3 separate regions of the Mus musculus genome follow, and regions 1 and 2 are each linked to region 3. Evidence: chromatin loops called from intact Hi-C (ENCODE). Cell type or tissue: heart. All regions are shown on one strand.

Region 1 (8,000 bases), 500 kb before region 3:
ATACATGAAGAAAGTCATTTATATACAACATTATAGTATTTTAGATGGAGAAGCCAGAAATCATGCTGCTGTGGCCCATTCTATTTTACTATAACAAATAAGTGAGACTTCTTTTTGTAAAAGAAGTTTATTTAGCTCACAGTTTATAGCTGAAAATCTAAGGTTGAGCAGAATAACTGCCAGTTCATCCTCCAGTGAGAGCCTCCTGCCTGCACCACCACATAACAACAAACTCTGGAAGGGAGTCTGCCACTATGCTCCACCTCTTAAATGGTCCCCCACCATGAACATAACCATACCAGAGACCAAGGTTCCAACCCACAAGCCAGTGGTAGAAACGTTCAAACCACATCTAAACTGTAGCACAGGCACATTTTCCTCTGCTTGCTCCCACCTGAGTGATTCTTCTGCAATGATGCAAGTGTAGGGAACCATTGGGAACCATCTGTGGCTGCAACAGGATCATGGATGCCACTGTTATATGGAACAGAAGGGTACCACTGCTGCAGAAAGGTGTCCTACTCTTGGCAGCTGATGGTTTTAAATCTGCTCAGTTAATCATTTCTCTGAGGATGATTTTAAAGCATCATTCCAAGTCTCTGTGTCTCTTCTATTTCTTCTTCCAACTCACAGAGACAGTCCTGTTACATTAACCTTGACACAGTACTTTTCTTACATAATAAACCAAAACATGGCCTGACTTTCACAAGTATATCTATGATAAAAACATTCATGTCAAAATCAGAGTCATGAAGAAATGCTTCCAAAATCTTGTAAAGTGTTATATCACAATTGAAATAATTGAAAGTAATGGTTTTTGCAGCCTTTCTGTTTTGTTTTGTTTTTTTTAATTCATTCCATTTGTTTACATCTCAAATGATATCCCACTTCCCTGTTGCTCCTCCACAAACTCCCATGCCACATTCACCCCCTCTCCATGAAGTTGCTCCCCAACCCACCCACCCTCTCCTGCCCCACTGCTCCAGCATCCCTCTATGTTAGGGCATAAAATCTCCACAGGTACTTGACCTTTCAAAAGGAAACATCTAAATTTCCTATTGTGGCAAGCTATGACATTATTGTCGCTCCCAATAATGAGTCATTTTTCATAAAATATCAGCCTCGTGTGTTGCAGTTTGGGATATAATTAGGTAAAACATGAATTTTCAAAATTATAGGGTAGAACAAAATCAAAAAAATCCAGTTCACCTGTATTACTAATTAAGTGTATATATTACCTAATTAATGCTACAGTCAAATCACACTCTGAGAACGTTTGGTAAGAACAATATAACTCTTTGGTGTCCACCCCAATCCAACATACTGCTAATTATATTTCCTGTACTCTGAAATACATGTTTTTTTTTCAAAATTAACATTAGAGTAGAGGATAATTAAGGAATACCATGTATCATGTGATATTCATTGTCTTCTGCCTCACCGCTATCCTCTACTGTGTATTTCCAATGTTAGAAATCTTCTCCTTCCATAGCAAAGCACCATTGATAACTTGGTATGAAGACAAATTATTTAAATAAGGTTTTTGTCCTGAAAGTGTTTCAAGTCCAAGACAGTATTCAAAGCTATTTTGTACATGCACGCACATTGATGTGCAAATGGATTGGCTTAAGAGGTTGGGAGTCTCAATGAAGAAAATAATATTTAGACAGATAATACAAGAAGGGAGTAAGTTAAACAAAGATAGAGGCATGTAATGTGACATCTCTGAGAACTGTGGGAATAAAGCAGGGGATGTTCTAAAAGGAACAGCAAAAGAAAGGATTCACATGTAACAGGCAAGATACATACCAGGAATATCGGGTCCACAGTGGAAAATTATATGTTGATTACAAATTAGAATGGGAACAAAATATAACAAAATGTTAATGTTGGTTAATTGTGGATAATAGTTAAAGTGCAGCTCAGTATTTCAGGTAAGCATCCAATCAGTTCCAGAAGGGAGTGGATTATAATCAGGAATCCAAGGTACCCATAGAAGGAGACAGAGGAAACTGCAGCAGGCCCAAGAGAAGGTAGGTTTGAGAATATTCAACACATAATGACCTAGTGTGGAGTTTAGGCACACAGGTTGCTGCCTATTAATGTACACACTCAATTCATATTGCCCATTGATAAATTTCAATTAGATTCAGGCCTTGAAAATGCATCCATACAGCATTTCTTCTTAATGAACTTATGCCCCAGCACAGAACATATAAATAAGTCCTCAGTCATCATAGTTGCTGGGCTACAGCTCATCATAAGCAGACAGATGAATAGGCAAAGCCCTTAGCTTGAACCAGTCAGACCATCCTTTCTGTTTCCAGTCCATATATGTGTAATCATGGTAGCCCCAGAGTTCTTTGAGCCTGCTCTAGTTCTGAGAACTGCTGGATTCCAGAACTGTGAATAAAAGCTAAGTAAGATATTCAAACTAAATTTATTGCAGTTTCATCTTTTGACACCATCTTGGTTATTCTGGGCTCAGAAATGAATATGGATGAAGCAGCTGAGCACAACCTTTAAAGCTTAAATCTGTGTAACTGGGGAAGAGTATAGAGACTGAGTCCTCACCATAGGAAACAGCATGAGAAAGCCTTGCTGAGTTTTCCATAGAGATTCTTGTTTATATTTATGAAAATAGCACACACCACATTTGCTGCTCTAACAATGACTTTCCTAAATTACCTAAGCAAATAGAGATGCTACTAATAATCTATTCATTCAGTTATTCATAGTAGCAGCAGGTGGTAAACTTGGCATGTGAAACAAACAAAGCAGAGTCTCCTATCCACAGAACTCACAGTACGGTAAGGTTTGGCTGGGTACATTAATAGCATCCAAAATATATTTGCCCAATACATAAGCTTAATACCATTTATATTATTACATTATGTGTATATCTTAACAAAATGTAGGAATGTTTTTAGTCTGTGATTTATTGGATTCTCATTATCGTTTATATATTTGTTTACAAGTTTCATAGTAAATGTTCATTAAAGGTGATATTTACCAAAGACAGTAAACTCAATACTTATACAGCAACATCTAGGAAGACCAAAGATGGTTCATGGTGCCTGATGAACTGGTAGTCTTCCTGAATTCATGGCAAAATGATCAGTTTTGCATCCACATTTATTATTTGGAATGATCACTCCAGGAGATGTGGGAAGGTGCCTAAATGATTCAGTTCTGTTCAGCAGAACCAAGTGAAGGACCCAGAATGCCTCTAGGGCTCATTTAGATGCTTCTTATACAGAAAAGTAATAAAGAAACAAAGAGATAAAGGTGGCCAGCATCTGGAAAGCAGCCAATCTGTGTGGAGAGGAGGAAATGAGAGGCCCAGAAGGCAGGACTACCAGACATCTCTAGAGGGTCTCAGAAATTTGTAAGTGATTTCTCAGGAGTTGAATTTTTGTATTAATTAGTGAGAGTTCTTTGGATGTTATGCAACTTAATGAATCATTTGTCATTTTAAAATCTCAGGACTAGTATCACTCAAGTCCATGGTGAAAGATGCAAGACAGCTCTGGTGAATAAACATTCCATTTCTGTATAGCTATGTCTTGGCACAGTTACCTGAAGGAAAGGTGATCTAATTCTCCCCAGATAAAGGACATCACAGACCCAACAAAGACAAGCTCCTCAAACTATATCAAGTGGCAACTCAATCAACTGTAAAATCCATATGCCTTCAAAATGTCATAAATAAGTTCATTTGAGTTCTTAAAACATATGAAGTATGGAGAATTTGTATAAAGAATGCATGACCCTTCTTGATGTCCAGAAACTAATTCACTTTACAAAGACAAAATCTTCCAGTTGGCATGTTAGTAGATCCTTGTACAGTTAGTAGATCAGCCCATTGTATAGTTTTAAAGCAGATATATTTGCTTTAAAGAACATTGTGCACATTTTAATTACAGCAGGTAAAGTATTTAAAGTGGTTTTGTACATACACAGACGCGCGCGCGCGCATGCACACACATGTGCACACATGCACACACACACAAGGACACAATGCCTAGCCCTACAAAGTATAAAGACATAACTGAGAAGATTCAGCAAACACTAAACCACTACGCCAGGAGGTTCACTTAAGTAGCCACCAGGTGGTGCTAGTGACTCAATAACATCGATCAAGGCGAAAAGGAAGCGGGAGGGAGGAGGATTTCGCTGCTAATTCATATTCTGAATCTTTTTCAAGCTCTGAAATGTATAACCATGGATTTTATATAACTCCTTATATAAAATTTCAATGCCTTATTAAAAAAACATAAACTTTTGAAAGTGTTCTTTAGATCAACATTTAAATTAAAAGGTTTGAATGCATTTAATTTGCAAATCCTTAATGGGCACTGTCTAAATTGCCTAGTGAAAAAAGACAAGCGGGGCTGGTGGCACACACCTTTAATCCCAGCACTTGGGAGGTAGAGGCAGGCGGATTTCTGAGTTCGAGTCCAGCCTGGTCCACAAAGTGAGTTCCAGGACAGCCAGGGCTATCCAGAGAAACCCTGTCTCGGAAAAACAAAACAAAAAAGAAAAAAAAAGAGACAAAATAGAAAAGACATGACAATCATAATACAAACAAGGTACCAAAAAATGAGTGCAGCATAACTGTTAACTGAATGTTCACTCTTTTAAGTACTCTTAAGTACTTTTTGATATATTGATTCCTGCCGAATCCTAGCACCTAGTCACATAACACACTAGAAACATGATAAATGCGGAATGAATGATTTGATTAATCCACAATTACATAAAAGATGGTTTTAATTTCTGTGTTCTCTGGTTTTAAATGCTTACCAGAACAATTGGTAGCCTAAATATTTCCAGTAAAATATGTTTTCATACCCATGTTAAGATCATTTAATGAGAATTTAAATTTTATACATGCTTAAGGCTCTTTAAATTGTGTAAATAAAATGGATTCTGTTATTTGTGTATTCTTACCCCCAAATCCTATTTAACTCCACTACATTAGGAAATATTTGTACTTATTTTATTTCAATATACAAAGTTTTATGACACAAAGCACATATTCAGCTACATACAGTGTCTGTGTAAAATTTAACATCATCCCATTTCTCAGCCTTTTCGGTGCTGTTGCTAAAAGCAAACAATGACTTAACACTTCTTTGTAGACAGCTTTGTTTGCCCACCAACAAGGACAGATCTCTTAAGGATATGTACACATGTCCTCTTTGATATCAAAACAAAGGCGGGTACCTTCCACTAATAGATTCAGGACATCATTTATGTGGCAGTTCTTTCACGCTCACTGGCAGTCATTGCTCCAGATTACCATATGGGAATCAGGATCATTTCCATGCCAGTCTTTTCTCTGTTGCCATTCCTTTACCAGTTCTCCCACAAATCTACTTCCTTCCTTCCGAGAATTCACTGTATGTTGGTGATGCAAGCCTATCAGCTGGAGTCACATAATGATGGCCTTAAGGTTGGTTCACCCAGTTTGGGGAACTGCAGATTCCTTAAATCTGCCTCTCTTTGTTCCATTCTAGAAAACAATGAACACTAGCTAGACTGAACATGTCACTTCTGCCTTGTAAGAAGCCAATGATGTGGAGGAGTCACATAGAAAGTTATGCAATCTACTTCCCAGATTTCAGGAATAAGGTTTTCTCCCCATTTGTATTAGCAAAGTGTACTAATATATTAGTAGTTTGATTCTGTCAGGTAAGGAGCCAAGAATATGTGTCCAAATCTCAGAAGATTCTAAAGACAAAAGAAGCTCTGACTAAACACAAACAACTCAGTTACAATGTTAACATTCCACAAAATATAGCTTACTTATATTAGTAATATAGCATGACAAAATAAAATTTGGTAAATTGTATGCAAGGATAGAGTATTTTGATGATCATAGATTATTAGAACTAAAAACAAATGGGAAAAAATAGAGATTTCTAGTTCTAACATATTAAATAAAAAGGGAAGAAATGAAATCTTTAAGCTATTCCTATCAACACTCTTTTATGAAATAAATCTAATGAGAATAAATCATAAATTTGCTCTTCCTGTGCAGAAGAGTTTATGAATTTTCTACTGAGATCTACTAAGCTATTACAAGTCCTTTGTACAAAAATTGACTATTAGATAAATATTTACACTGAGAGACTTTGGTAGGGTGGAAGGGGCAGTTAGGTCATTACATTGTCTGCTATGCAAATATGAACACCTGAGTTAAAACCCTAGAATTCACAAAAAAGGGAAAGGGGGAAGGGAAGGGAAGGGAAGGGAAGGGAAGGGAAGGGAAGGGAAGGGAAGGGAAGGGAAGGGAAGGGAAGGGAAGGGAAGGGAAGGGAAGGGAAGGGAAGGGAAGGGAAGGGAAGGGAAGGGAAGGGAAGGGAAGGGAAGGGAAGGCAAGGGAAGGGAAGGCAAGGGAAGGCAAGGCAAGGGAAGGGAAGGCAAGGCAAGGCAAGGCAAGGCAAGGCAAGGCAAGGCAAGGCAAGGCAAGGCAAGGCAAGGCAAGGCAAGGCAAGGCAAGGCAAGGCAAGGCAAGGCAAGGCAAGGCAAGGCAAGGCAAGGCAAGGCAAGGCAAGGCAAGGCAAGGCAAGGCAAGGCAAGGCAAGGCAAGGCAAGGCAAGGCAAGGCAAGGCAAGGCAAGGCAAGGCAAGGCAAGGCAAGGCAAGGCAAGGCAAGGCAAGGCAAGGCAAGGCAAGGCAAGGCAAGGCAAGGCAAGGCAAGGCAAGGCAAGGCAAGGCAAGGCAAGGCAAGGCAAGGCAAGGCAAGGCAAGGCAAGGCAAGGACCTGCTTGGTGAGTTTAAGGCCAGGCAAGAGAAAGGCCTTAATCTCAAAAAACCAAAGTGGATAACAAAAACCTGAGGTTAACCTCTGAGCATCCACATTCACATTTGTCCTCCAAACATAGGTTCACATTGTGTACGTACCAAAACAAAAAGAAATATCAGCAAACCTCAGCCAAAGGTAGAGGAGGCTCATGCCTATAATCTCACACTTGGAAAGCTGAGGCAGGGGATCCAGAGAACAAACCCAGCCTGGGCTATTTAGTGAGGCCAAGACTAACCCAGACTATATGAAATCCTTTAAAACAGAACAATACAAAAGAAAAGAAAGAAGGAAAATAAAGCTGAAATATTAGGTGTATCATTGCACTCTTCATACACCCATGAAGTAAACTATTTGGGTATAATATGTCACTCCTCTTTTCCATTGATGAGATTTACTAATTTTTATTTTATTGTTTTGTTCAGGGAGGTGATATTTGTCTATAATTCTGTTCTGCATGCAATCTTTCAGATTTTGGATGCATGCTATGCTCACTTCATAAAAACAACTTTAAAGGAATTTGTGTAGTATTGGAATTATCTGGTCTTTGGTAGGATTCCTGGGCAAAACCATTTGCAACTGTGTTTTTGTTTGTTGGTTGGTTGGCTTGTTTGTTTGTTTGTTTGTTTGTGTTAACCCTTTAACAACTACTGCTTTTTCTTTATCTAGCTGAACAGAATTTGCCATATAAAACTGTTTTTTATAATCATTTAACTACTAATGAAATTTATCATTTAGTTTTTCATTTTTCCTACTTCTGCTATTTTCTCAATCTCTATGTCTTTCTTTCATTAATTAATTAATATATTTATTCACTTTACATCCTGATTGCAGCCCCCTCCTTCTTCTCTCAATTTCACCCTCACAAACCCATCCCCTCACTACCCCCTCCCCTTCTCTTCAGAGAAGGGGAAGCACCCCATTGGGTAATAACCACTCTGACACATCAAGTTGCCCCAATGAGGCCCAACAAGGCATTGCAGTTGGAGAACAGGATCCAAAGGCAGGCAACAGAATCAAAGGAAGACACTTGAATCTCACTCAGAAGGGGAAATAAAATAGACATCAGAAGTGAATGAAGAGAGGGAATTTGGTGGGAAATTAAAGGGAATGAGGAGGGAAAATGGGCTAGAGATCAACTGTGAGGAGCAGGGTAGAGGGCAGAGAAGATTGGGGTAAAGAACAGAAAT
Region 2 (8,000 bases), 190 kb before region 3:
ACCAATAAGCCAGGCATCAGCATATAAAATGCAAAATTCAACCTAAACCAGAAAAATCACTGTTTTGGAAACAGTGGGCAGCTAGGACAGATTGTGTGGCACAGGTGTGATGTGCTCCGTATGGCTCACACTTATGAACAGGCAGACGTTCCAATCTGTCCTAATACAGGCTTGCCAAGGTCTTTCCAGGCTTCCTGCACTGACACACCTTACTGAGGCTCCGTCCTTCTGCCAGAAGCACTGCTGATGTGTGCTGATGGGGTCAACTGCCAGAGAACCTAACACAGGACTAGTTCTCAGCCTCCTGTGTTCATCTAGTGCATTCAGAGCTATTAATTGGGTATTTTCCCTTAGCTTTTTCAATACACATGGCTAGTGACAAAAACTCTCCCTAGCACTTCCAACAAGTGTGCACATCTATGGTGGTTTGAATAAGATTGGCCCCCAAAGGCGCATATATTTGAATGCTTACGGAGAGGAATTAGGAGGTGTGGCCTTGTTGGAGTAGGTGGAGCTTTGGAGGAATTGTGTCATTGGGGTTGGACTTTTGGGGTCTCAGTGTTCAACAAGGCTCAAGTCTCTCTCTTCCTTCTGCCTACCAACCTAGATGTAGACCTCTGGGCTCCTTCTCCAGCATCATGTCTGCCCATGTGCTACCATGCAGCCGGCCATGACGACAATGGATTAAACCTCTGAACTTGTATGCCAGCCCCAAGTAAATGTTTTCCTTTATAGAGTTGCCATGGTCATGTGATCTCTTCAAATAAAACCCTAACTAAGACAATGTCCAGCAACAAAAAGACAGGAAAGAAAATTGGCAAAGCAGTGGCACCATTTCACTACAGCCAGAAAAATGAATGAGCTCCTGGTAGGACCTAGAACCTCAGGAAAGCTGAACCTGGAAAATGAGTCTTGATTCCAACATCTTTTGTACCAGAAAAATTTGCCTTCAACTTCTCAAAAAGCTTCCTTCTTGGCTAGCTAGCCTAAGGTCTTTTGGTTCCTAGCATTTTTCCACTCCCATTTAAGAAAAAGAAAAATATGCCCTGACACAATGCTGTAAAGCAGGAGAAACTTGCACTGTAGAGAATTCACTGATGGGCACAGGAGCTCAAGAGATAACTCATACAAGCCCTATGATGTCTTAGACCAAGGGCAAGGGTGGGATTGGAAAGTCAGAAGCCACCATGTTCCATGAGGAGCGTTAGTCTTTGTTTGGATAGTCAGTTCAGAACAGGGTGCATGGTGATGAGCATGCCATGGGGCACTTAAGAGCTTTTAGAATGTTAGCCCATCAAGACTACTAGGATGAGCTCAAATAGTAATTCTAAGTCCCCAACCATAAAGCTCACCGTCACTGATTTCAGCAGCATCCAATGGGCTTGCTGCTGGTTCTTGGCCTTCTGAGCCACAGCTGCTCTGGTCCTGCCTTATGAACAGTAGTCGTTTGTTCCCTGTTACCTCTTTGGCCAGTCCAGGCCCAGGTTTCTCTAAGTTTTCATTTCACTGTATTCAAACCTCTGTGTTCTTACATTTTTTCTTCTACCATCTAGGAAGATCAATCTCCTGCCGTCGTTTTACCACTACTTAGCCTACAAACATTTTGCCAAGCATTTCATCGAGTAAATGACAACAATGAACTCCAACCCTGGCCTACCCTGATAAGAAGGCCATGCTTCATGTTTTCACATGTTAAGAGCATGTCTGGTTGTTTGCCTCTGACAACTGATTTATATAGTACAGCAAAAGGCATACACAAAGAAAGAGCTGTCTGTCTCTCTTTTCTCTCTGGCTTCCCCAGTTAACTCAAGATGTAAACCACAACCACAAGAACGAAATAAAAATAATTTGTTCAGAGACATGATTAGTCATAAAGCACTTTCTTGCTTTTCTTCTTATTAATCAAATCAAATGTTATCTTTTTCAGGTTATTGTGATGAATATCAAGAAGGGGAGGGGGTACCCATGGCCTTTATCTTCCTAAAAAGAAAACCTAGGGCTCACAAGAAACAGCTTTCTTCACCTCTCCACACAGAACCCTGACTTTTCATCAGCTAAAACATGATCCTGTGGCTTTCAAATGTGGCTTGAAGGTGAAGGATGCCTTAGTGCTCATCCCTTACCACCTACATTTATTTTATAGCTTACAGTTCAAATATACCACCACCAAACAAGAATGAAGTAAAAAGTAAATGCTTTATATGAGTAAAACTGCTTATGAAAATGATAAAAGTCATAGCATGTTGTGGCAGATACACCTTAGGGTGGGTTCTAAAGTTATAGTCTTATATTATTCTTGCTCCTCTGGAACAAACAGAATCTGTAACTTGCATTCAATAGTTCTACATCAGAGGAGAGGGGAAATGTCCCTCTTGAGACTTGGTTATATTATATGGGGAGGAAGGAGTAAAGTCTACGGCATCTCCGTCACAATGACTATCATTAAGAAAACAGGTGACACCCGATCCTGGTGAGGATGTAGGGAAGGGGAACCTTTATTTACTACCAATAGAAATATAAACCGACTACACATCTATGAAAATTAATGTGCAGCTAGCCTGGTTTACAGAGCAAGTTCCAGGACAGCCAGAGACACACAGACAAATGTTGTCTCAAAAACAACAACAGAGGATAAGTCAGGCAAGGGGTGGGGGAAGGGCAGGGGAGTGAATATGAACAAAATACAATGATACATACGTGTGAAATGCCAATAATTAAACCCATTAATTTCATATGCTTTCAAAAGTAGACTGGGGATATAGCTTAGCAGACAGAGTACCTGCCTAGCATGTTTAATTCAGTCCCCAGTACTATGTAACCTGGGTGGGGTGGTTCATTCCTATGATCCCACCCTTTAGGGAATAGAAGTAGAAGAATCAGAACTTCAATGAAATTCTCAGCTACAAGAAAGAAAAGAAAAGAAAAAAAAACCTAGGCACTAAGCATAGGAAGTTTTGGAATTCTTCACATTCAGTATATCTCACAGATCACAAAGAGAGGCTGGAGAGATGGCTCAGCTGTTAAGAGAACATGCTGCTCTTGGAGTAGACCTGAGTTTAGTTCCCAGCATCTACTCTTCTACGTTTTTATCCCTTCCTCAAAGAGACCACTTTATTCTCACCTTGAACCTTCATCCTCACAGCTACACTCCCAGGTCAAGGCCTCATCATGTGTATCTGGATATCATAAGAGCCTCCTAACAGCTCTATCAACCCTATCTGATGACTGCCAAACTCTATCAGTCTGCTCCTGTGCTTTTATGCTTAAAGTCTACAGATCCAGGATTTAAATGCTTTAGCAGAGATAAACAAGCCGCCATACTGGCCCTTCTCCTGTCACCTACCATCAGTCACTTAGCCCAGTGTCCCAGACCAACCTACCTACACGGGATTTCTCCAGTGTTACTGATGTACCTGTGTCTATGTCTAGGACGTTTTCTCTTTCAAAACCAGCCTTAAATTAAGTCCATTACTCTACTACCTTGCTAAGCTCTCTCTCTCTCTCTCTCTCTCTCTCTCTCTCTCTCTCTCTCTTTCTCTCATACACACACACAGAGTCCTTCTTTACTATTGCATATCTCAAAGAACTATGAGTGTTCTTTATTTTCCTGCCTCCTCCCCTAACCTTCAGGCTTCACTAAGGGAGAGGCTCCATCTGTTTTATTCATCACTTTATCATCAGTACCTAGCACAGTATCTAGCACACAGTAGGTACTCAATAAATATTTGAATTACTGAATAAGTAATAGTAGCAGTAGTGGTAACAATAATGGCCAAACAAGTTAATGTGACAAGCACTGTTCCAACTACTTTATATGCATTTACTCCTCATAATAATCCATTAAGAATTCGTACAACCCCCCCAAAAAAACAAACTGTCACAGATATATTTAATATATTCTTAAATTACATACCTAAAAATAACAGACAGAATCAGAACTCTGACAGTAAACTAAAAATTCAAGTTCTTCACAAGATCACCAAATTGACTCTCTTTTCAAATTGCTTGTAGGACTTATTTCAACTTGTGTGTGTGTGTGTGTGTGTGTGTGTGTGTGTGTGTGTGTGTGCCCAGAGTACCCCTGGAGCTGGAGGTTACACAGAATTATAAGTCACCCTATGTGCATGCTAGAACTAAACCCAGGTCCTCTGCAAGAACAGCAAGAGCTCTTAACCTCTGAGCCACCCTCTCACCTCTAGACTGCCTGCCTCAACTATCATCTTCTGTGACAACTTTCCATAGCAACCAGACTGAGGTGGATGTCTTCTCTAGCTCTTGGAAGTCCACAGATATTTTATGTGTTCATCCAACGACTACATAATTTGTTCTGTTCAATGAGCCCCTTGGTGAAGGGAACTTTGAGCCTTGTTACCATTTGTGGTATCTTTAGTGTTTACCCACATAGTATCTCAAATAACTCTTATGGATGGATGGGTGGATGGATGGATGGATGGATGGATGGATGATGGATGGATGGATGGATGGATGGATGATGGATGGATGGATGGATGGATGATGGATGGATGAACAGATGGATGGATGATGGATGGATGGATTGACAACTTGAGGGGGAGCCATAAGCATTCATTTTCAGATAATCCAGCAGGTGGCAGAAGAGGACAATAACTGAACAGAGAATGGGCTGCCTTACCTTTCACACTGGTCACTTTCTTCATGATGGTTTCCTGACCTTGGCACAAGGTCACTGTCACTGTGGCTCCAGGTGTACCAAAGCCCCAGATCACAGCCCCTGAAGGCTCCTTCTGCAGCACCATGTAATTATCGATGTATGAAGCAAAGCGAAAACCAATACCTATAAATATCAACAAGCACTTAGGAGAACATAATCAGGAGATTCAGCATCATGTGGATCCGGTAAAAGGAAGTAACATATAGTCCCTATACTAAAGAATATGAGCCCACTTAAGCCTTTTAATCTTCCAAAACCGGGTCCAGTTGCTCCAGATTAAATAAACAACATAATAAGAACAGTTTCCAACAATATGTATCACAGCAGAACATGACCATTAAGAGAAACTTAGAACCCAAGATAACAACTAATGTACATGCTCTCCTTCCTTCCCCTTCACAGTTCTTGGCCAACCCTTGCTCTAAAACTTGGCTCTAGAATTTAACATTCCTCTCTCAAGTCACTAAAATGAACCTTCCATGCACCTCACAGATGGTGATGATAAGAAAAACAAGGCACTTCCTTCCCTAACTCTCCATCACTGTGCCCACTCCTAGTAGCTCATAGGTCCTCTAATGTTGCTGTACCCATCTTTGGCTCCTCCTCTCCATCCTATCAATGCCAAACCCCTTCAAGTGTTTTCTCTTGAGGGTTTATTTTGTTGTTGATGATGATGTAATTTTGTTGATTGGTTTTGTTTGTTGCTTTTTGTCTTTGATGACCTGGTTTACCACACTTACGACTGTGAAAATGTTTCCTTTCCAGTAAGCTCAGATAAGTCAGGAGACAAAAATACGATCGTGGAGAGACAGAAGGTTAAAAATCTCTGAGAAAAAGTCTTGTCACCATTTCACAAGCAAAGAAAAGAGGAGGCACACTTGCATATTGGATTCTGTGCTAAGAATCACTAACAAGACTGAATAAGAATTCACTTTAACGAGATCTTTTCTATTTTTAACTCATAGCCTATATCGGAGAACTTTTTAAATAACAAGCATTGATCCAAATGATCCCAGTGAGCTCATAGAAATTTAAGTAGGAAAATCATAAAATCATCCCAATTTGTCTCAGCAGGGGAGAGTTTTTAAAAATCCTACAAAGAAAATATTTTACAAAATTAAGGGCTTTTTGGTTTGTTTTGGTTTGGTTGGTTTTTGGTTTTTTGTTTTTAATAAAAGTGATAGACAGGGAAGAGAATTAGAATTAACAAAGCTGACATTTTCCTTGCTGAAAGCTACAAAAGATGGCAGGCCCCTTAGGCTATACTTAACAGGGCAGTCGAGCTAATGGGGGTCCCCTCACAAGCTTGGTGGCCTATTAATACTGCTTTTTAAGTTACAGGCTAACCCTAAAAATCCTCAGTTTTCTTTCTCACTCCGGAGCTAGTTCGATCAGGAAGCCTACATGGCAATCAAGGATTATCCGGAAAGCTTAACAACCTCAAGAAGCATGTACCATGAGCAAAATACTCTGGAACCACAACATCCCAGAATTGCATAAGCAGGATGGCAGCCTGCTGGGGAAACCGGGAGGCATATGTGTGGGAGGGCCCTGTCTTGGGTAGATACAGAACAAAAGCTGAAAAGTAAACGCATAAATAAGAGCTAAGCAAAGAGAAGACTTGAGTTGGAAGAACAGAGTGAAGAAAATATTCCTTACATGGGCAACAATGTTGCAGTCCATAGGATGGGGAATGCCTTCCCAAGCCCTTCTGTGTTTGCCAACATTCAGTTATAGAAGCTCTTTGTGAATGGATTTATGGTGAGAAAAAAAAAATTTAGAGGTGGAAATTATCTTTATAATAAACGTGTTAATTGTGTTACTACCGATGAAGAGATATAACCTAACCACATTACCCATCAAGGGACTAGAGCACAAATAGATTAAGCAATTTTAAAGAATAATTAGAACAGCTATGAATTCAATGAATATCTCTTTAATGATACCTAGTACTTTACACATTGAGACTGCAACCCTGGAAGGAAAAATAATTCCAATAGTAGATAAAAATTCTTGCTGCCAAGGATCTTACAATCTACTAGGAGCTTACTCGTGTAGCAGAGTTCTTAAGAAAGAAGACAGTAATGTCCTTGACAGGCCTCAGAAGGTAGTTTATGACAGAATGAGAATCAACGTCATCTAATTCCAAAGGAATTGCAATTTCATTTTTGCTGTGAGGATAATGGTAATGGGACCACAAATTCCTAGCACTCCAGCCAAGAGCTTTATCACTGAGCTATATTCTCATCCCCCCCCCCAAATTTCATTTATTGACAGTCTATGGATGAGGTCCACTCTTTCAGTGATACAAAGAAAAGAAGGGTGGGTGGCTCCAGCAGTAACCTTTTACTTTAAGTGAATAGATTCCTATCTTTTGATATCTCCATGCAGAGGGCAATGTCCAGCTCAGGTTAGTCAGATGACAAGCTCTGACCTGCACAATGGCCAGTGTGAAATAGCTCCCTCTCCAGTGTGATGAGTCTTACCCCTCCACTAGTATCTCTTAGGCTGTATCAAAATTCAGAGCTGAACCTTAAATTATTCTGAGCTAGTGAGGGGGTTGTATTTCTTAGCCCTAATAACCACTTAGAAACTAGTAAAATTTAATTCCCTCAAGGCACCCATCCCGACAGAAGCCCTCCCCAAGGGCACTACTGAGGGGGCAGGTGTTGAAGTATTTTGGATGACTCAGACACCTGTTTCCAAATATTATCTAACTAAGCTTCGCCCCCTTCTCTTTGAGCTCTCCTCAAGGCTTCGGTCTGGGGACTCTGGAGCCTATTCCAATGGGTAAACCGAAGTCTCTCCCTGCCTCCTATGCTGCAAATGAGGTACCCTGCATGAAAAAGGCAGTAGATGGGCCCAACAGTACCTTGAGCCAGAACTAGGTGCGAAAAGTCCAGTTCTGACTCAAACCAGACCTTTAAAGGGGACGCATGCCATGATCCTGCAGAAGATCTGAAAGGCAAGGGTCCGGCACAGCTGTGACACCTCACCTGCACTTCTGCTGACTCGCGCGATTATGAGCAGCACTATCCCAAACACAGGCCCCGGGGAAACCATGTTTGTGAAGATCCTGATTAACCCGCCGAATTCAGGAAGAGCCCCTATGCGGGGGCGGGGACAGGGCAGAGGCGTGGTCTTGCGTAGTGGGCGGGGCCTGGGAGGGTCTACCTATCGGGCCCCACCCTCAAGCCTTCAGTACGCGAAACCATCAGCGGCGCGGCGCGGCGCGGCGCAGGGCGCTCCCCTCCCGGCCTCCGTAGTTAAAAAAAAAAGAAAAAAGAAAAAAGAAAAAAAAAAACGGTTA
Region 3 (8,000 bases):
AGGAAAATAGGGAGGTTTTTTTTTTAAGTTAGTTTTAAAAATAGGAGAGAGGGGAGGAGGGAGGGAGGGAGACGGGGGTGAGAGAGAGAGAGAGAGAGAGAGAGAGAGAGAGAGAGAGAGAGAGGTGAGATTCACAAGATGGACCAGATAGGGGCCAAGAGTCCTAGAAAAATGGCTTTCCTCCATTTGTTCAGCATCCAAACCCAGACGACAGGGATTAGGAGGAAGCGGTGCCCACGGGCTGCGCTGCCGCCTCCGCTTAGGGAACCCAGAGCAAATACTCCCTGATCCCCACATAAAGGGCCAATTAACTGTGCGGTCTCCAGAAACAAATCCGCTAACAGGGTGACAAGCCCCTAGACGCCAGGCGGGGGTGTGTTTGCCCAGAGGCCGGCCGGGAGCAAATCAAGGGATTAGCATAGGGCAAAATCTGCATGGTTAGGGGGTTTCCAGCCTTTCCAGCTCCAAAGCAGGGCCATGAAGTTAAGTTTCTGCCTTGCTTGGCCTTCTAATGTGATGGAACCCGCAAGACCGACCAGCAGAAGGCCAAGCAAACGGTCCTTAAGATTCTGAGGATCAGACCAGATGAACTAGTCCTCTTCATCCTTAACTCTGAAGGGATTGGTCTCAAATGGTGATGTCTTCTGATTGGCAAATTCAGCACACACACCCCTTCCTTACCTCTCCGGCTGAAAGTGGTCTAGCACTACAGCAAGCCCCTGGATGAGGGTCTGATGTAAAAAACTTCTATCTCTTTAGTGCCCTAGCCTACCCCATTCTCAAGATCTGCCCAGGTTTTGTCTTCGGTGGATGCACCAGGGACCCAGTTCAGCACCCACAGATGTGTCAGCTCCCAGGGCTCTAAGTCCCGTGGGATTGTTGAGCCCCATCAGCCCTCACCATTTAGTTCATCCCACCTTGAGCTCTCTGGTCCTGGACCGAGGACTCCGAAGCACTAAATGCCCCCAGAATTCCGTGGGCAGGACACTGGATTGTAGAGACAAACTGGTTGGTGGGGCCATGTTCCTCTACTCTTGACCTGCTTTTGGTTTGGAATCTGCCACAGCTTCATCTTCCACCCTGGAATTGAGTAGCATATAGCGCTCTGAGCTGTCTTCCTGTGCAGGTGTCCCCTTACATATCAGAAGCAGCCGCTGCACGATTACATAGCCTAAGAGCAATCCAAACACTTACTTGTCCACAGAACCTACAGGATGGGAAAGCCACGGTCTCTTGCTCCACATTCAACATCATTTCCAGTCTAGAGAAAGTGTGTGCAGGAGAGGGGCAAAAGCAAAGATGGTTGGCTGCAACATCTCCAAGGCTAAAATAACCCCTATTCGAGACAGAACCGGGGCTTTGGTTTTCCTGTTGCACACCCCACCCCACCTCACCCCGACCGGGAGGATAAACAGCTGTTATCTGGTTCCAGCAGTTTCACACAATTTGGCATTCACCCGGTCTGTGACACTTTGCTTCCTTTGTTCTAGACTTTTGGTCTCTTCAAAACTGTCAAACAACTTCCTAAAACACGTCATAGTGGAGCAATGCACTATGCTAATAGGTGCGTGCTGCCTGGATTCTCGGGGTCTCCTCCAATTTTACTCAGTTCTGAGCACCCGGCAGGATTTCCTGACGGGGCGGGGGGGGGGGCGCATCTGGAGCAGGACTCCAGGTCAAGTTGGATCTCTGTATCCCTGTGGGTTCCTAGTGGCAAGCCACAGGATTAGGAGGAATCGGACGCGCACGTGGGGCGAGAGGTGATCCAGCGGTGGAATTCTCTTCTTCCCCTCCACCCCCACTCCCAGGTATCCTAGCACCCTGCGCTCACGTTTCCAGGACCCAGAATTTGAAAGGCACTGGAAGCTGGGACATTGAGAGCTCAACAGTGTCTGCTCTCCCAATGCCTCAGTTTCCCTGACGTCCGAGAAAGGAAATAATTCCTGCTATAATTTTAGAAAGAAGGGCTGAGTCTGACAGAGGCTCAGTCCGCGTCTTGGGGGAGAGAGAGAGAGAGAGAGAGAGAGAGAGAGAGAGAGAGAGAGAGAGAGAGAGAGAGAGAGAGAGAGACTCTCCCGCCAGGTTCAGAGCAACATTTGATGAGAGGAGTGTGGGGCGGGGACTCTAACTTGCGCGCGGCCCTGTTAGTGGCCATCCTGGTGGAGGTGGGGATATGGAGGAAGGCGGATTAAGCCCTTAATTACGGCGTGATCCGAGTGGCACCTGCTTTCCGCCCGCCCAGCTCCCAGGGGATTCTGGCACTGGGGGGGGGGGGGGTGGAGAGAAGAACCAGCGAAGGAGGACAGCCCGCGCAGAGGCACGGCCGGTACCCAGGCACGCCTGCAGGACAGCGGCATCGTGGCTGCCGCAGCGCGCAAAGGCTGTGGAGGGGCTTACGGCTCCCGGCCCGCGGGTCCCAGACCCAAGGGCTGGGCTCCGAGGCCCCTGCCCAAGACCCAGGCGGGCTGCGCTATGCTGCGCTACCTGCTTAAAACACTACTACAGATGAACTTGTTCGCGGACTCCCTGGCCAGGGACATCTCCAACTCCAGCGAGCTACTCTTCGGCTTCAACTCCTCGCTGGCAGCGCTCAACCCTAGTCTGCTTCCTCCTGGAGATCCCTCTCTCAATGGTGAGACTGTTCGATGGGGACCTTAGATTTGGAGATCGGGATGAGAGGGCTGCTTGGAAGGGAAGACGGAAGGTCTCCTTTTCCAGGACCCAGGGGCGCCTGTCAGGGCCCTCCTGGGAAGTGGGGTCCCAAAGGAGCGTCTGAGTTGGTGTATTTGCCTGTGGTGGAGGGCTGCTGAGCCCCTTTCTCCTCATCTCTCCTACTATCCACCTACCACACCCACCCCAGGTGGGAGAAATGTAAAGGGCAAGTTCCAAGCTAAGAAGGAAGGTTAGACCAGGGCACGATGTCGCCAGTCGGCCAAGGCTAAACCGGGCACTAGGTGATCCACCCAAGTAGCAGATGCCACTTCCAGGACCTAAAGTTTTCAAAAACCTCACTCAGAGCAAGGGTGGGAAAGCCCCCAACTTTGTAGGTGTTTTTACGCGGAGGGTCAAAGTCAGCAATCTTCTCAAGGAAACTTAGTATTAAGTTTGTATCCCCAGTGAGACTCACAGCTGACCCAGCCTGGCAGAGCGATGGCGAGGTCGTTACTGCTAATTACAGTGATTAATAAATAACTTGAGACAGCGCTGCCCCCCCTGAGCGCTGCAGGCAGTCTGGAGAGAGGCCTGATCGCGCTCCCTGCTGGCTACGTCAGGAACTCTCCCTCTGGAAGCCTCTGCCCAACTTAGGCTAGGGCCCCGGACTCTGGACATGGTCCACCTTTGCAGTCTCTAAAAGATGAAAGGATTCTCTCTCTCTCTCTCTCTCTCTCTCTCTCTCTCTCTCTCTCTCTCTCTCTCTCGTTCTCTCTCTCTCTCCCCCCCCCCCCCGTACTCAGGTGCAAGGGAGGAGCCCCAGAGCCCTATTTGCATGGCCATTAGCTATTCATTAGGCTGCTGTCGAAGCATCTCTGGAGACCAGGAATGACAGGGAAGAAATTCCAGGGAAAGAGAGCCCTCGGCTGTGTCTGCAGGAATTAGAGGGAAAGCGTGGATCAGAAGGGTGTTGTGTGGAAGGAGTTTGAAGAGGGCTGAGATTCTCCAGTCTTGCCACCTTTGAGGAGTCCCAAGAGACCAAGCAGTTATTTTCTCGGATTTTTTACTCACCTAGAGCTTTATACCAGACATCTATCTTTTCATTTAAGCTTGAAAAGTCAGGGAGGGACGATGGTTGTTGGTCACTACACACTGCCACTAGGGAAAACAAAACAAAAAAACAGCTATGGAGGATAAAGAATAGGGCAGTGACCACAAAAGCATAGAGCAAGATCTTGGCAGCAGGGAACTTAAAGTGTATTTTTATCACATATGAGAGGTTTTTGAAGTGGAGATGGGATGGGTTTAGAAATACTAGAGCCTAAAGTCTCATTCAGGTAGAGACTGTAGGAACCACATTAAAGTGCTGGAGAAGAAAGGATATTAAGTAATGGTAAACTTGTCATAGCTACTGTTGTGCCTTGCATCTTTTTGGGGGTTTTGAACTCCCACATTGCAGATAAGGAAGTGAAATTTAGAGACCTGAACCTTTTTGTTTTTTGAGACCTAGCCTAACTATGTAACTTAGACGCCTCCACACCCAGAGCAGTGGGCTTACAGGCATGGGCCACCAACGGGCTGCAGTTAAATAAGATGTCCAGCTTACTAACTCTGGGAAGTGTCAAATCTGAGATTCTAGCTCAGAGCATTTCGAAGCCAAAACCTGGGCTCTAACCATTCCAGGGGCCTCTCTCAGTGGAGTGTTTCCAAAACAGGATTGGGATGGGACGGAGGAAAGAGATGCTTGAGCAGCAGACATCCTTCCATCTATCTGGAAGGGAAAAGACTGAGAAGTTTATTCTCTTCCATACGTGGGAGAGAAACTGATTTTACACTGAGCAATCAAATCAACGACCAGGGTGGAGCCTGCACCCGCCACGCCCCAGCATTCTCTATACCAGAACTCTTAAAAGGAAGGGCAAGAAACGAAACCTAATCCCCCACTGGGCCTAGAACCAAGAGGTCTCTGAGGATATTGGAACAGGGTAGGCGGGGTGGGGGCGAGAGAGAGCCGCAGAACAGATGCGCCCAAGAGTCACTGGTTATTTAAGGACACCAGATTGTGCAAGGCTTCAGCGCCGCCTACTGGCAGAAGCGAATAGGTCTGACTGAGAGCTCAGTATTTAACTCTTCTGCATAGGCGAGAATGAGGATACATGGAGGCATGGGAACATTTGTGGGTGAGGATGACACCTGGGTCCCAAACCTGAGGCAGGAGATGACCCAGCTTCAGGAAGGAGGTCTGTAGGACAAGAGAAAGACAGGGGCGGAATGTACAGAGAAATAGTTTCAAGAGAGCTAGGGAGGAAAGGAATTTCTTGATTTTTAAAACTGTACCTTTCAGGAAAAGCAGCGCCACTCAAATTTCCACTTCCACCATATTTAATTTCTGTGACTTCACAGGATTCCTGGAAATAGGGGGGGAAAAAACCGTGATTGCCTGGGGCTTCATAGCATTCAAATTAAGAACTTTTCTAGTCTTAGCCCCAGCCCTTAACACCTTTTTTTATACGAAGAATCCAGGACAATTAATTTTGTCCATTTCATCTGTGGGAGCAGAGATCATCAGAGATGAATAATCTAGTGTCTGCTACGGTACGGTATGCATGGTTGGTTGCTCACTGAGGAAGACTTATATGCGATCCAGTGTGTGTGAATGCAAATCAACTTGCTAGGGTACAGGTTCCTCACCAAAGCATGCTCAGTCATCGCTCACTAGTCAAGAAATGAGGCCTGGATCTCAAGAAGGCCCAGAAAACCTTCCTAGGAGTTTGTGCCCGGATCCTTCTATAGATCTGCCTATCTGAGGGCGGTTCCGTTGTTCCAGGCTAAGGCGTTACCAGAGCCTACAGAGCAGGAGGACTGGTGGGCCGATGTGATGTAGATGACTCTCTAGCAAAGGAAGCATGGGAGATGAGTGAGGCAGAGGGTTCTCTTACTCTTCAGAGCAAACCTGGTCTTCCCCCAGTTGCTTTGCCTGGGTACTTGGAGTTACCTTCTTCTCCAGGGTCAAGAGTTGGGCCAGAAGATGCCATGCCACGCATCGTGGAGCAGCCGCCAGATCTGGTGGTTTCCAGGGGCGAGCCGGCTACTCTGCCCTGTCGTGCAGAAGGCCGGCCTCGACCCAACATCGAGTGGTACAAGAATGGGGCGCGTGTGGCGACTGCACGGGAGGATCCGCGTGCTCACCGTCTGCTGCTGCCCAGCGGCGCCCTCTTCTTTCCCCGCATTGTGCACGGGCGTCGCTCTCGGCCTGACGAGGGTGTCTACACCTGTGTGGCTCGCAACTACCTGGGAGCAGCGGCTAGCAGAAACGCCTCTCTGGAAGTAGCTGGTAAGAGAGTTCGTCAGCTGATGCTTCTAGAACCTGGGGCACTCCGGAAGGCCAACAGAAAGTTGGCCTGGGGGCGGGGTGGAGTGGGGTCAGCCCAATGAACGTCTTTTTTGGGACAGAGACCTTTGGTCTCTAACACCAAACCTTGACCATGGGGGAGGAAGTAGATTTGACTTGGTATTTCAGGAAACCGGGTCAGTTGTGACCCCCTCTATGACACTCAGCTCCTGTTAACATCATTCTACCTTGTTTATTTTTCTGACCTTTCTCCCCATGGTCCCTTCTCTATTCTCAGTCCTCCGTGATGATTTCCGGCAATCGCCTGGGAACGTGGTGGTAGCGGTGGGGGAGCCAGCTGTAATGGAATGTGTGCCCCCTAAGGGTCACCCAGAGCCTTTGGTGACCTGGAAGAAAGGCAAAATAAAGCTTAAGGAAGAGGAGGGAAGGATCACCGTGAGTGTGTGTGTATGTGTGTACACATTCACATACATGTAGGCAATGAGTCTAGGACATGCCTCAAAGGAGGAAGTCTAAGACAGTGCTTCTCAGCCTATGGGCTGTAACCCCTTTGGGGCTGCATATCAAATATTCTGCATATCAAATATTTACATTACAATTCATAACAATCACAAAATTACAGTTATGAAGTAGCAACAAAAAAAATTTATGGTTGGGAGTCACCACAACATAAGAAACTATATGTGGGCTGGTGAGATGGCTCAGTGGCTAAGAGCACTGACTGCTCTTCCGAAAGTCCTGAGTTCAAATCCCAGCAACCACATGGTGGTTTACGACCACCCATAATGAGATCTGATGCCCTCTTCTGGTGGGTCTGAAGACAGCTACAGGGTACTTATGTATAATAATAAATAAATCTTAAAGAAACTGTATGCATTAAGGGATTGCAGCATCAGGAATGTTGAGAACCACTAGTCTTAAGGGACTTGAGACCTATGAATAATGTCTTGGTACTGTACAGAAGACGATCTGAAATTAAGCTACTAAGTAAAGAATTCAGGTTTGTTTTTGTTTTTTTGTGGAAAGAGCTGGGTATGTAGGTGCATACCTTTAATCCCAGCACTTGGGTGGCAGAGGCAGGCAGATCCTTGTATTTAAAGCCAGTCTGGTCTACAAAATGAGTTCTAGAGCACCCCTCTCCTAAAAAAAAGTCAAGAGAGAACACCATGATGCCCCAAAGCCCCCATATCTGATACATGAATCAACTTCATTAGCTTACTATAAGGAACCAAGTAAAATTTACATACACATGTACACACACGTACAAGCATGCACACACTCACAAACATTTTGATGTAAAGGACCAATCACAAACATTTTGACTGTAAAGGACCAATTTTTACCATTGTTATTCCCCAGATACGTGGAGGAAAGCTGATGATGTCACACACGTTCAAGAGTGATGCTGGCATGTATATGTGCGTAGCCTCCAACATGGCTGGAGAACGAGAGAGTGGGGCAGCTGAACTTGTGGTACTGGGTAGGCACCGGGCATTTTGGAGTTATGGGAGTGTGTAGCCCAGTGAGGAAGTAGCTGTGCAGTACCCCTGACAGTTCAATGGCTCCTACTCTGTAGAGCGTCCCTCATTTCTGCGTAGACCAATAAACCAGGTTGTCCTGGCTGATGCCCCTGTGAATTTCCTGTGTGAGGTGCAGGGAGATCCCCAGCCCAATCTACACTGGCGCAAGGATGATGGGGAGCTGCCCGCGGGCAGGTGAGAAGCCCCCTCCTTTTGACAACAGAGGGAACCCAGGAACCCCAGACCCTACCTGGCCATGGCATAGAGAAATTTATTTCCCAGAACTACCGATCCCTGGCTAAACTTACTTCATATAGTGGGTGCCATCTTCTTCTGTACCATTTGAACCGCCCCTTGCCTATCTTGACCCTGGTGTTTGTTCTGGGGGAGAGAGACGGGGTTTGTAGCTGTGGCCAACCCAGCTTGGTGTGGGGAGTGGAGCAGGTATGAGATTCGGAGTGACCACAGCCTTTGGA

The links. A loop is a pair of places that touch in the nucleus more often than their neighbours do. Peaks named below come from ENCODE experiments on the same cell type or tissue, not always from the same donor. Only the 100,000 strongest peaks of a DNase experiment are listed, where the experiment ranks them.
Region 1: it touches region 3 in a loop (16-fold over the local background); 19 of 42 quality-filtered maps call a loop at or near these places.
Region 2: it touches region 3 in a loop (8-fold over the local background); 27 of 42 quality-filtered maps call a loop at or near these places.

What each region holds. Positions count from the first base shown.
Region 1 is chr9:37,928,823-37,936,822 of GRCm38, reverse strand. No RefSeq gene overlaps it. Among named protein-coding and RNA genes, the nearest start is that of Olfr878, 14 kb to the right of the region's middle. In heart, a CTCF peak has its summit at 4,093 (motif pointing right); no DNase peak of the experiment used is centred here.
Region 2 is chr9:37,613,613-37,621,612 of GRCm38, reverse strand. Spa17 (sperm autoantigenic protein 17) reads left to right here and starts at 7,893. Exons shown (of 5, transcript NM_011449.2): 1 at 7,893-8,000. It overlaps Siae (sialic acid acetylesterase), which reads right to left and starts at 7,792. Exons shown (of 10, transcript NM_011734.4): 1 at 7,687-7,792; 2 at 4,652-4,813. The coding sequence starts at 7,753. In heart, a CTCF peak has its summit at 4,612 (motif pointing right); DNase peaks (open chromatin) are centred at 4,682 and 7,832; H3K4me3 peaks cover 810 bases; H3K27ac peaks cover 622 bases.
Region 3 is chr9:37,427,474-37,435,473 of GRCm38, reverse strand. It overlaps Robo3 (roundabout guidance receptor 3), which reads left to right and starts at 2,299. Exons shown (of 28, transcript NM_001164767.1): 1 at 2,299-2,632; 2 at 5,660-5,986; 3 at 6,282-6,439; 4 at 7,364-7,484; 5 at 7,581-7,719; 6 at 7,969-8,000. The coding sequence starts at 2,473. In heart, CTCF peaks have their summits at 3,259 (motif pointing left) and 4,739 (motif pointing left); DNase peaks (open chromatin) are centred at 3,243 and 4,673; H3K4me3 peaks cover 2,915 bases; H3K27me3 peaks cover 7,379 bases.